Linked DNA regions of Homo sapiens: regions 1 and 3 are each linked to region 2. Evidence: read pairs that join two places in POLR2A ChIA-PET (ENCODE). Cell type or tissue: GM12878. All regions are shown on one strand.

Region 1 (4,000 bases), 110 kb after region 2:
TAACATACTGATATTTAAAAGGAGAATTAAACTCCTGCTTTTCCTGCTTTTATTGAAAAAAGCCCTAGTAAATGTATTATTCAACCACACAAATAGCAATTTTATTCAGAAGGATTCTCATGAACTAATCCAATTGAAGACCTGGCTTTACAGAGTCAAATATGTCATGTTTCTTTTACCCTGTTAACAATTAGGTTTTCCAGAGAAAATCACATTTTTACTCACCTTTTATGCAATATATTACTAAGATCTTTAAAAAAGAGAGAAAATTAGAAAACTCTCCTTGAATAATCATTAAGCTTTACAGCCTTTTCTTTGGGTTTTTTGTTTTGTTTTTAAAGCAGTGACTATTCTAATTATAATATTTAAACATCACAAGTTTATTCACTGATATGTAATGACTTTTAGTTTCCAGAGCCAATACTTGAATTTGAATTGCTTTTACTGTTACACTAATAAATATAATCCCTAGAAACAATACAGGTAAGCACTGGCTTGTATCTTTCTTACAGCACATGATCCTATCATGTATCAGGGTTATGGTGATCATCTTATTCCTTCAAACATGGGAAGAACTGCTTCAGGAGAGTAGCTAGGTATGATTTACCCTGGTATCTTTCCCAGCACCTAGCCCCATGGTTTTTAAAGCATATGCCCTTCCTAAATCCTTTTTGAATAAATGGAGCTCAAATGTTCACTTATATTAGCTATGTGTCAGTATCTCATATAGATCAATCCCTATGTTAGGGAGGTAAAATTTAATCTTCAAAAAGCACTTGATTCTGATTAGCCTTTTGGTTATGTTGCCTACTCAATCAGGAAATTCCTGGTAACCGAATTATCAGAAATATCAGTTGTTCTATAAAACTGGTTAGGTTAAGTATAACAAAACAAGGCAATTAAAACAAAGATGAGTAAATTTTTAAAGAGAAGAAAGAACTGCTCATCTCATTACAAGGCAAGTTCTACAAGTGCGGAGACTTTTCCAGGCTTGTTCATTGCTATATCCCCACCTTCTAGAAGAGTCTGGCACATAGTGGACCCTCAGTAAATATTTGGTGAATGAACAGACTGCTGACAAAACATGCTATAATTTTATCTCTATTGTTTTTAGTTCAGGCTGTTCAAACAGGATCCATTTGTGCAGTGCAGAAACTCCAATACAGGTTCACAGTGAAGTCCTATTCTGGCAAAGGTTCCAGGATTTGGGATTACCAAATGTAAAAAAAGAGTAAATTTACTTCCCAGACACTCACTGGCTGATCAGGCGAGGGCCTGGGATACATCAAATGCAGGTAAGCAAGAATTTCAAGTCATTATCCCTGTGCATGCAGGCAGTACCAGTGCCAGCAATAACAAGTCAGCTTTTCTGGCAAATCCATCAAAATTAAATCTTAAACTTTTGAAAAAACTAATATGTTTATTATGCTCCTGTTAGCTTAGAGGCTTAACTATCTGTGGGGGAGGGCCTATAATTATGATCAATTACTTATGACTTGAAGGTACTTATAAAAGCATCTGCCCTTTTAAGAAACCATTAAAGAACCAGGCTTAAGACTGTAAAACTAATCCCAGGGGCAATAGTAAATCACAGGTTTGGGGACCCAACTTTGACAACTCTCCCTTGGAAAGAAAAGAATTGCTGTCAACTGTCCTTATTTCCTGACCCTGTCTGAGCAAATATTCGCAGCCTCTAAAATCCAGAATTCTTAGTCTGGCCAAGCAAGTCATGGGGACCAATGGTTGTTTCAAGGCAGAGGCAGAAGAGAAGAAACAGGAAGGAAACAAAAAGGGAATGAAGATCTGTAGCTCATGAGGGTGACATCATCAATAATTTCCTCAAGTATCACTGAATTTCATGGCTCGTGACTGAGAGTCTTTTCTGACATCTTACAGGCTAATTATCCTCAAGGATCTTCTTGGTTCCAGAGCCTGTAATGTCTGGGTTTGAATATGATTTGTTCTACAAAAAAGGTCAGGTGAATTGACCCCTCCCTGTGAAGCTGCTCCATGGCAAGAGACCATCAATCTGCTGAAACGCAAACAATCCTTTAGATATCTGAAGTACTTTCAAATTTACAAAGTGCTTTCACATACGCCATCTCATTTTATTCTCACGACTTTAACAGGTAGGTGCCATCATCACCTTAACACGTAAAAATAATTTTAGAAAACAATGCCTTTGTCTTCAGTTCATAAGAATATCCTCCTGAAATTCACAGTACAGAATCCAAGTCATGGGTCAGTTAGAAACGTCTAGAAACACATCAATCTCAGGAGGATAAATCAAGAGAATAGGATGGATCAGACAAAATCTACAAGCACAATGGCAGAAAGTGTGCCTCTGGTATAAGAATGGCGTAAGCTTTGTAAACAATAGTGTTATACAGGGGTGCCTCTGTAGTACCTCTACGTTTGGAAGGACACTATTCATTCATATACATGATAAGCACCCTTAACTGGATACTCCATAGGTAACAGACAAAATAAAACAAGAACTTCCGTCTTAAAATTGTAGTGGTGGAATTCATCCTTCGGGATGTATTAGGTGATTCCCCTAGGACGACAGCTGAGTTACAGGGGGCTAAATATACCCTCCCCTTTTCCCTCCAATATCACAAAGAGCCCCAAAAACGGATTTTGTTGTTTTTAACAAATAAAATACACATGAAAAAAAGTCATCTATAGGTTTTTATATATAATCTCATCTTCTAAAACACTCATTCTCCTTCACTAGCTAGGCCGAGGTATAATGCGGTCTTAACTTTATAACCATTTACTGCCTTATTTATATATTTATGATTCTTTGATGCCTTCTAGCTTGAGTCTAAACTGCGTTGGGAACAAAGCACCGCACAAATCACCAGCCTGGGATAAGAGGAGACAAGTTAAAACCTCCCAAGAAGATTCTGTAGATATTTGGTCTCTCTGAGTCTGTAGAGAGTTTGGTATTTCAAAGGTCAGTCTTGGGTCTCTCCACTTTGATGACTAATGTTAAATTGTTTGACTTTTTACAAAAATATTTAGCTGTGCTTATTTACATCATTTCATCCTCAGCGCACACAGTAGGCATGTATTTGTTGAACAGAAGCCCTAAATGGATGAGAAAAAAGATATTTCTGCTACACATTTTCTCAAGATCGAGAAAGGTAAAATCACAACCCAATTTGCAGAAGTTTCTAGGCATTCCTTTTCAATGTAAAGCTATGCATCTCTGTTTAAAAAAGAAAAGGATGACACAACCAAACAATGTCAACCACACAATGGGGAAATTCCAGGATCACTAAGAAAACACCATTATCCTAAGTCACACATTTTCATTTAATACTGGTTACCACACAGGAGAGAGTAAGAACTGCTGTCTCCCCACCCACTCGCACAATCCATCTGGGAAAAGCATGGGCAGAACATTTATGATCTAACCATACCACATCTTGGACTCACATTTAACCCTTTGGAGAATTAGTCTAAAGAGTATGTCCGCCCAGAGATATAAAGTAAAACAGACACAGGGATAACAGTTTTGGAAGAAATTTTTATGACGCTGTTTGAGATTGGGCATCAGCACTCAAACTCCTTAGACCACCAGGAGTCATTCTTACTACGCAACTTTAATAAAGAGAAACTGAGAGTATGACTGGCAAAAATATTATGATGTTTCTGCATCTTGTTAACCTGATTTACACTTGGCTCCACCCATAAAGTTCCCACTGATTATCACACGGCATCCTCATTCTCCAGTCTCACCTACTCTGTCTTTCAAAAATTCCCCAACGGCATGGCCACGAAAAATATGCGGGGGCTAGCGGGGCATGTCTCAGGTTGGCTTATCCTGTCCCTAAAACGCACCCACTTCCCCCAGACCCTCCTTCAGGGTGGGCAGGGAGAAAACGCTTCTAAGTTGCACAGCTGCAGGGAAGCCTGCTCAGGTCATGTTTTTTTGACTTGTCTTTCGGCTCGCTGTCTGGCAAGGTCACCGGCTCTGGCTCGCGGCTCTGTC
Region 2 (4,000 bases):
TGAAGGGAGACAAGGCTGGAGTAGGGCCAGTGTAGGCTTCTCTAAAGCATGAGATCCAGGTCAGGGGCCCCTCTTGCCTAGGACCAAGGCAAACACTGTTACCATCCACATCTTAATTCTACAACCTTTAAAGAAAAAGGTATAATACTCTGTATGGGTACATGTGCATACAAGACACTATATTGAGCAGCAAGAACCCAATACCCCATAAAGACACCAGAATGTCATGTTGGAGGCAGCCTGGCAAAGTTAGGCAAAAGACATTTAACTCTTTGATTAGTCCTCAATTTATCAGATGAGGACAAGATAAGTCATTCAGCCCGATGTTGCATACCACCTACAGCTACAACTATGGTCCAGGCTACTGTCCTAAATTAATTTCTACCAAAGGCCAACATATGAAGTATATTCTACTTATGAAACTCGTGTTTCTTAACAAGAAACTTGTTTTCACTAGAAAAATAAAATAATAAAGATCATAATATAAAGGGTTATACCTTAAGATGCCTGGAAAGCTTACCTGTCTAGAACAACTAATTTCTCAATTAATCCAAAAGATGCCTTGTCTTGAATACTGGCATAGAGCATACTGGCTCAGAAATTAAGGAGAAGTAGTACTTCAGGATCTGTCAGGTGATCATGAACTTAAAATGAAAATAAATACTGTTAACTGCTCCCTCAAAGTTCTATATGTAAGAACATTTTGAAGTTTTCAGAAAGAAGCTAATAATACAAGCTTTTATAATTGTTCAAATAGAAATATCATTTATTATGTAAATATATATATATTAACATAGATAGTAAAAGTTGTCTAGTAATTCACCCATTCTTTCATTTAGAGGATGTTAATTATCTTAGAAGAATATGACTCCTCTTCTAAAACTTGCTTTAATAACAAAACACAAGGGGCTAAAGAAAGTCTTCAAATAAGTAAAATTACAATAATGCTACATTCCTCTATCTCTACAGCTTTCTGTTCAGGACAGGAAGTTCAATTCATATATGTAATTTGTTCCTGAGGCAGTAGAAAGGATTATGATAAAAACAATACACAGACTGTGAACTTGGGTTTGCGTCAACTTTTCACTCCTAACTTGAGATTGAGCTACAGCATGTATTAATAGCTTTCATGATTTTGAACACAGATATGTGCTGCCAATAAATCAATCAGGACTAGGGTGCAAAATGGACTCAGCCATTTTAAGGTATATGGAGTAAGTCCTTCAGCTTAATATTACCAGGTAGCTATGAGGAATATTGACACACATCAAATGAGACCATTAAATGTATAACATAGCTCCTTCTCTATTCCTGTTATGACTCAACTGCTTATATCTGCAAGTCAGCATTTGTCAATTTATTCACTGAAAAATATTTCCTGAGTGCCTATCAAAATAAACAAGGCACTGTGTGTTAGGGCTGAATAAGATGAGCATCTGCCTTCGAGGAACTTATGGCCTGATAAATAAAATTCCCAAATAACTAAAAACAAGACAGAAAACAGTATTATAGGCTGGGCACAGTGGCTTATGCCTGTAATCCCAGCACTTTGGGAGGCTGAGGAGGACGGATTACTTGAGGTCAGGAGTTCAAAACCAGCCTGGCCAACATGGCAAAACCCTGCCTCTACTAAAAATACAAAAATTAGCCTGGGGTGGCCTGTAATCCCAGCTACTTGGGAGGCTGAGACACGAGAATCGCTTGAACTCGGAGGGCAGAGGTTGCAGTGAGCTGAGATAGGGCCACTGCCCTCCAGCCTGGGCAACAGAGTGAAACTCTGTCTCAAAAACAAAAACAAACAAAAAAACCCAAAATATTACTCTGGAAACAGAGAGGAAAAAGAAATTAATTTCTGAAGGGGATACTAGAAAGGGTACCTCTGGAGTCAGGCTTTGCAAGGTAAGTAAAATACTAGCATTTCTCATAGTTTTAAGATGTCAGTTTTGAATCAGTTAACTTGTAATTCCTTTAACATTCCACAAATTAAGTTGATTCTCAGTTCCTGTATGACATAACCCACTAAAAAATGTGTATTTCCAGGAAGAGGAGTGTAGTCTTTTTCTCTTCAAGAGACACTAAAAATACATACCAGTTCAGTCTAAAAAACTATGATTCCAAGTTTTTATGTCACCATGTGTATATAAATCGACGCATTACTATATTAAATGGGTATTTCCTTTAAATAGAAAAATACAAAAGAGTGGGGAAATTTTAAAATGCAGTACCCTGTAGGAACATACCCTTTATTATTACCATTAAATTCCAACCGTCACTCTTTCCAATAAAGTCTGATTTTTGTTTTAGAATCCTTCTCAGCTGCTAACATGTTTTACTTATGTCACTATAGGAAATATAAAGCATGCAGTATAAACTAGATACTGAAAAATTGTGTATTTATGACTGCCTTTCTCCTTTTCCTCTATGAAATAATTTGTCTACATTTTCCTGTTTGAACATATCAACTTTCAGCAAGAATGGAATGTTAATTGATGTTACGCACAAGCTCAAATTTAATAAGCAAAAAAAAAAAAAAAAAATCAAACACAAACCAACTGGGTTTCCTGTTTTTATTTATGGTTATTAGTGCCCATTTGGGGGGATTAAAATAAAAGCGTCCATCTCAGTTACAGCTTATCCTTCCTTCAATTAACGTACCCAAGGAGACAAGTTCCTTCCATCTACTCCCCTGATGACTCTCTGGATCACAAAGCCTATTCAAGCTTCTCCCCAGGGCCCCAAAACAACATGCGCAACAACTTCCTAGGGAAACTCAAAGCCTACCTCACCCTTCCCACTGGGGAAATACACAGACTCAGCCCTTTCTGGTGTGATTACATAAGAATACAAGGGCTTGCTTGACCGTGCTCAAAGCTGAGGCCTATCTTTTAAACATCAACTCGTGCCATTTCTCCTCTAAAGCAATGGTGTATGCTGGGCAAAGAGGAAATGAGTAGGATTTATCTTCTAACAATGGCAACATTTTCCAAGGAATCCTCTGCATCAAAAGTTCTGATGCCCTAGGAAAAGTCTATAATGTTTGGAAAGTAACTGGTCTTACGTGTCTAGGTGGTAGCACCCCTATTTTGACTGGGGGCAGGGGGTGGGGAACACTTTTATAAATTGGATTTTTTCCTAAGGCAAGTTATCTGTCTCAGAGAATTTCTAACTCCTCTCTTGAATTTCTACTTATCAGCTGTAGTATTACTGAAATTTAGGGAAACAATTTTTTGCTGTGCAGAATGACCAAAGATGTTGCCAATCATTACTTAACAACAGGGCCATGCTGTCCCTGATGTGAGAACCACTTTGAGGCTAAAGATGGACAATACGGATTATTTTTTTTTATTTCTTTGAATATACAAAGATATTTTCTTTTTTAAAATTCTTTTTCTTAAGACTTAATTTGCTATATATTATTTATTTAATTTACTGTACGTAAGGCATGAATTTACTGTATGCAAAACAGGTCTTTCAAAGAGAAGGGTATTAATACCTATTTCCAGGCTGCTCTTTTTGTATTTGGGGTGCAGAATTTCACAAAAATCCATCTGAGAAATAATGAACTATATGGAGAAATAGAAGCTAACCAATGTCAATAGCTATTATGGTTTTGCAGCTGAATGGCAAAAAGAAACAGGGTATCATAACTGTTATTTTTTGCCAAAACAGGGCCGTTGGGTTCGCTCTTTCTATTCAGGGTTATATGAGCCTTCACCTGGCATGGCGGTGCTCTACGTTCATGCATCATCCAAGTTCACTGTGAATTTGATTTCTTCTTTACAGCTGGCACCATAGCTTCAGATGAGTGCATTAACAAACCTGTGTAGGCACTCTGTTTCTCAAAACCATGATGCTGCAGACAGGTCAACGTTGCTCGTGCTCTTTCTTCCCTGACCTTGAGCTGTGTGTTCCCTAGGCATTGTACATACAGCTCTGAAAACAGTGGTTATGGCAGAAAGCATTTGGAAACTTGTAACTGATTCCTGTCCAGTGGCTAAGA
Region 3 (4,000 bases), 220 kb before region 2:
ATAGTGAGCCGAGATCGCACCACTGCACTCCAGCCTGGGCTACAGAGCAAGACTCTGTCTCAAAAAAAAAAAAAAAGAAAAAAGAAAAGGAATATGCTACTATAATTCCTGTATGCATGTATTCATTTATACCCAGTTTCATCCCATTGAGAATTTTAGATGGCTTACAACAAAATAAAAAAAGTAGGATGTGGGAAAACATAAGTGAGAGTAAGGGATCAAGATTCATTTAAAATCAAATGCAAATGCATCTGCCTAGAGATCCTGGAGTTGCTATATTTGAAACACAAATTTGGCTTCAAACTTCCTGGTGAGTTACAAAGTTTAAATTTACAAAGAACAGGAAATACACAAGTTCATGATTAGTTGGAACTATATGACAGCGGTACCCATGGGGGAAAAATTAACTGTTCAAAGTAAAATCTTCCCAATATTTTTTAATTGAATAGATAATAATGTAAATGTTAAGGACTTTAAAAGTACAAAAGTGTTATATGGTGAACTGTAATTCTCCTCATTGCTGTCCACAGCCTCCTACTTTCTCTCCCCTGAAGCAACCATTCTCCCAGTTTTCCATAGCAATTCAGAGATCATTTATACCAATTAGAGTATATTCTAAGTACTAATTTTTCAGAGTGGTGTCAGTGAGCACTTCCAGAAATGTAGTCTACAAAAAGTTCTGGCTAGAAAAAAAAATAGGCCTCCATTAAATATGGAGAGTTTTAGAAATTTTATCAAAAACATTAGAAAGCCAAAGAAATTTTAATGACTAAATGATAAACAGAAAAGTTAAAGACTAGATGATATGTGTATTTATTAGATTGACAGCATTATGTATAACATTCCTGTCTTTCTAATGAAAAAGGGATTTATATAGAGTGTTACCATACTCATACCTCGTAAAGCTTTACAGTCAACTCTCTCCACATGGGCATCCAGTTTGTCAAATGCTTCTTTACAGATTGCTTTGGCTAAAGTTGATTTTCCACTTCCCTAGAAAATAATTGCTTTATAGGAATTCCCAATATATTCAGTCACAGAAATAGTTCCTGTCATTGTGGCAACCACCAAGATTCAGCCTCAATTTTATACAACCTCTTCCAAAAAAACAAAAGAAGAGGAGAGAATACTTCCCATCTCATTTTATGAGGCCAGATTTACACGGATAGCAAAACCAGACAAAGACAACACAAAAACAGAAAACTGCAAACTAATCACTTTCAAACTTAAATGGACAAAAGCTCAACAGAACATTAGCAGATAAAACTCAGCAATGTAGAAAGAATGATACACCACAACTACGTGGTATTTATCACAGGTATGCAAGGCTGGTTCAACATTTGTAAGTTACTCAACCCTATCAACACCTAATAGCCTAAAAAAGAAAAACCATATAATTGTATCAACTGACACAGAAAAAGGGCATGGAGAACATCAGTCTTATTCGTCATCACTCCCCCAACACCTAAAAGCAGACACACAGAAATATTAGTGAATAAATGAATGCTTTCCATATGTCGTATAAACCCTATATAATAGATGGTCAAAACCCACCCTATATAATAGATGGTCAAAACCCAAAGAAAGATAAATGAAAAGTTATTAAATGTTACAGAAAAATGAACACACCTTAACCACTTACCTTTCCTCCTGTGAGTAAAAGAGCTCCATTCCTAAGTCCTGCAACAAGAGACATCAGCTGCCGAGACAAAGGGCGTCCCAGGAGGCTGTGAGTGATGTGCTCCAAGGAGGATACGCCTAAGGAATTCACTCCTCTGTAAAAAATATACATAGTTACATGATAAAAGACTGAAGCAGGATAAAATTTAGCTATAAAAAAATGCTGAATTTTGCCTTCCCAGTGTAGTTAATTAATTTAATTTAATTTTTTATCTTTTTTTTTTTGAGAAAGGGGCTTGCTGTGTCATCCAGGCTGGAGCGCAGTGGTGTGAACCCAGCTCCCTGCAGCCTCAAACGCCCTGGCAAAGGTGATCCTCCTGCCTCAGCCTCCCGAGTAGCTGGGACTTCAGGAGTGTAACACCACACCCAGCTGATTGGGTTTTTTGTGTGTGCATTTGTTGTAGAGACGGGGTTTTGCCATGTTGCCCAGGCTAGTCTCCAACTCCTGGGCTCAAGTGATCCATCTGCCTCGGCCCCACAAAGTGCTGGGATTATAGACACAAGCCACCATGCTCAGACTAGTTAATAAATTTTAAAAGACTAAAATCTTAGAAATTGTCCCCTACTTGAGAGAAAGTATACTGATTAATGTCGAATCTGACTTCAAGCTTTTTTTTTTTTTTTTTTTTGAGACGGAGTCTTGCTCTGTCACCCAGGCTGGAGTGCAGTGGCATGATCTCGGCTCACTGCAACCTCTGCCTCCCAAGTTCGAGCAATTCTCCTGCCTTAGCCTCCCGAGTAGCTGGGATTACAGGTGCCCACCACCACACCTGGCTAATTTCTGTATTTTTAGTAGAGACAAGGTTTCACCATGTTGCTCAGGCTCGTCTCAAACTCCTGACCTCAAGTGATCCACCCGCCTTGGCCTCCCAAAGTGCTGGAATTACAGGTGTGAGCCACCGCGCCCAGCCTCCAAGCTTTTAAAATTAGTTTTATTACTTTTAAAATATGCAGTTACTAAAAGTTTTGCCCTAATAGAACTCCTTAAGGAATCTTAACACATAAAAAAACACCTCTAGCCCCCAAATGATTTAGTTTAGTAATCAACATAATCATAAATGGGTGCTTTTGAAGTACTGAGGATAACTAAAAACTTATTTTCTCTTAAACATTACCTATGAAATCCAGTATCAATCTGTAGATTATATTTTACAAACATGAACTTTAAACTACTTCTTGACTGTGACTGCCTGCCACTTTACATGATCACATGAGAGTCTGAAGAGATTTTACTTTATGCTGGGCACAGTGGTTCACGCCTGTAATCCCAGCACTTTGGGAGGCTGAGGCAGGCGGATCACTTGAGACCAGCCTGGCCAACATGGTGAAACCCCATCTCTACTAAAAATACAAAAAATTAGGCAGGTGTGGTGGTGCATGCTTGTAATCCCAGCTACTTAGGAGGCTGATGCGGAAGGATTGCTTGAACCCAGGAGGCGGAGGTTGCAATGAGCTGAGATTGCAACACTGCACTCCAGCCTGAGTGACAAAGTGAGAGTCCATCTCAAAAAAAAAAAAAGAGATTTTATTTTATATTAATAAACACTGTGCTATAAACATTTTGACTTTATCGTTTAATCCTTTTACTAAAACATTTACAGATTATACCATTCTAAGAAATCAAATCCCTACTACTACATCTACCAAAGCTTCTGTGGAGACTTCTAAGAGGTAGTGTTTATAAGAGATTCTCATATTATATAAGAAATATGGAAATTAAGAGGAGTTTAAAAAATATTTTTTATATTTTATCTAGCCCTACTTAATCAAAAGAGGAATTTTTTAAATATTTGTTTTAAAAGTTGAGAAAAACACAAATAATCCAAATTATTACAGTAATACAAGACAGTGAAGGAATAACTTAATTTGAAATATTTTTAAACATTCAACTAATGTTTTTGGCTTTAACTTTTAAAATGTATTTATTTGTTCTAAGAATTATTGTTTTATTCAAGCATATATGATCCACGTGATATCTAGTTGCTTTCTTCTCATCGATCAATTCTCAAAGTAAAATTTCTAATAAGCTTCAGACTTCTTGTTATCGAAGAAGACAAGGTTATCCCCTACCACCAGGGATGGATAAAAACATAAAAATAAAGAGAAAAAAAAAAAGACGACAAGGCAAATTATAAGCTAGGCGTGAAGATAGAGACAATCCTTGAAAAAATATCTACTGATGCATTATTAAGATCACTTATTGACATTAACATCTACTTTAATATTTACATTGAAAACTCTGCCAGATATAGTGTTAAAAACATGTCTAACATGCTAGTTTGGCCATAACTTCTTACCCCAAAGAGCTCAGCTTTAAAAA

What was found. Peaks named below come from ENCODE experiments on the same cell type or tissue, not always from the same donor. Only the 100,000 strongest peaks of a DNase experiment are listed, where the experiment ranks them.
Region 1: POLR2A ChIA-PET joins it to region 2 with 8 read pairs; 14 of 35 experiments call an interaction of 5 or more read pairs at or near these places.
Region 3: POLR2A ChIA-PET joins it to region 2 with 5 read pairs; 2 of 35 experiments call an interaction of 5 or more read pairs at or near these places.

The regions. Positions count from the first base shown.
Region 1 is chr7:92,828,935-92,832,934 of GRCh38, forward strand. The region is part of intron 2 of CDK6 (cyclin dependent kinase 6); the gene reads right to left. Among named protein-coding and RNA genes, the nearest start is that of CDK6-AS1, 5.5 kb to the right of the region's middle. RefSeq lists an enhancer at 3,887-4,000. In GM12878, no CTCF peak of the experiment used is centred here; no DNase peak of the experiment used is centred here; H3K4me3 peaks cover 3,680 bases; H3K27ac peaks cover 2,494 bases.
Region 2 is chr7:92,721,392-92,725,391 of GRCh38, forward strand. The region is part of intron 4 of CDK6 (cyclin dependent kinase 6); the gene reads right to left. Among named protein-coding and RNA genes, the nearest start is that of CDK6-AS1, 110 kb to the right of the region's middle. RefSeq lists an enhancer at 2,488-3,044. In GM12878, no CTCF peak of the experiment used is centred here; no DNase peak of the experiment used is centred here; H3K27ac peaks cover 962 bases.
Region 3 is chr7:92,505,352-92,509,351 of GRCh38, forward strand. It overlaps PEX1 (peroxisomal biogenesis factor 1), which reads right to left. Exons shown (of 24, transcript NM_000466.3): 9 at 3,978-4,000; 10 at 1,643-1,775; 11 at 897-993. Among named protein-coding and RNA genes, the nearest start is that of PEX1, 21 kb to the right of the region's middle. In GM12878, no CTCF peak of the experiment used is centred here; no DNase peak of the experiment used is centred here.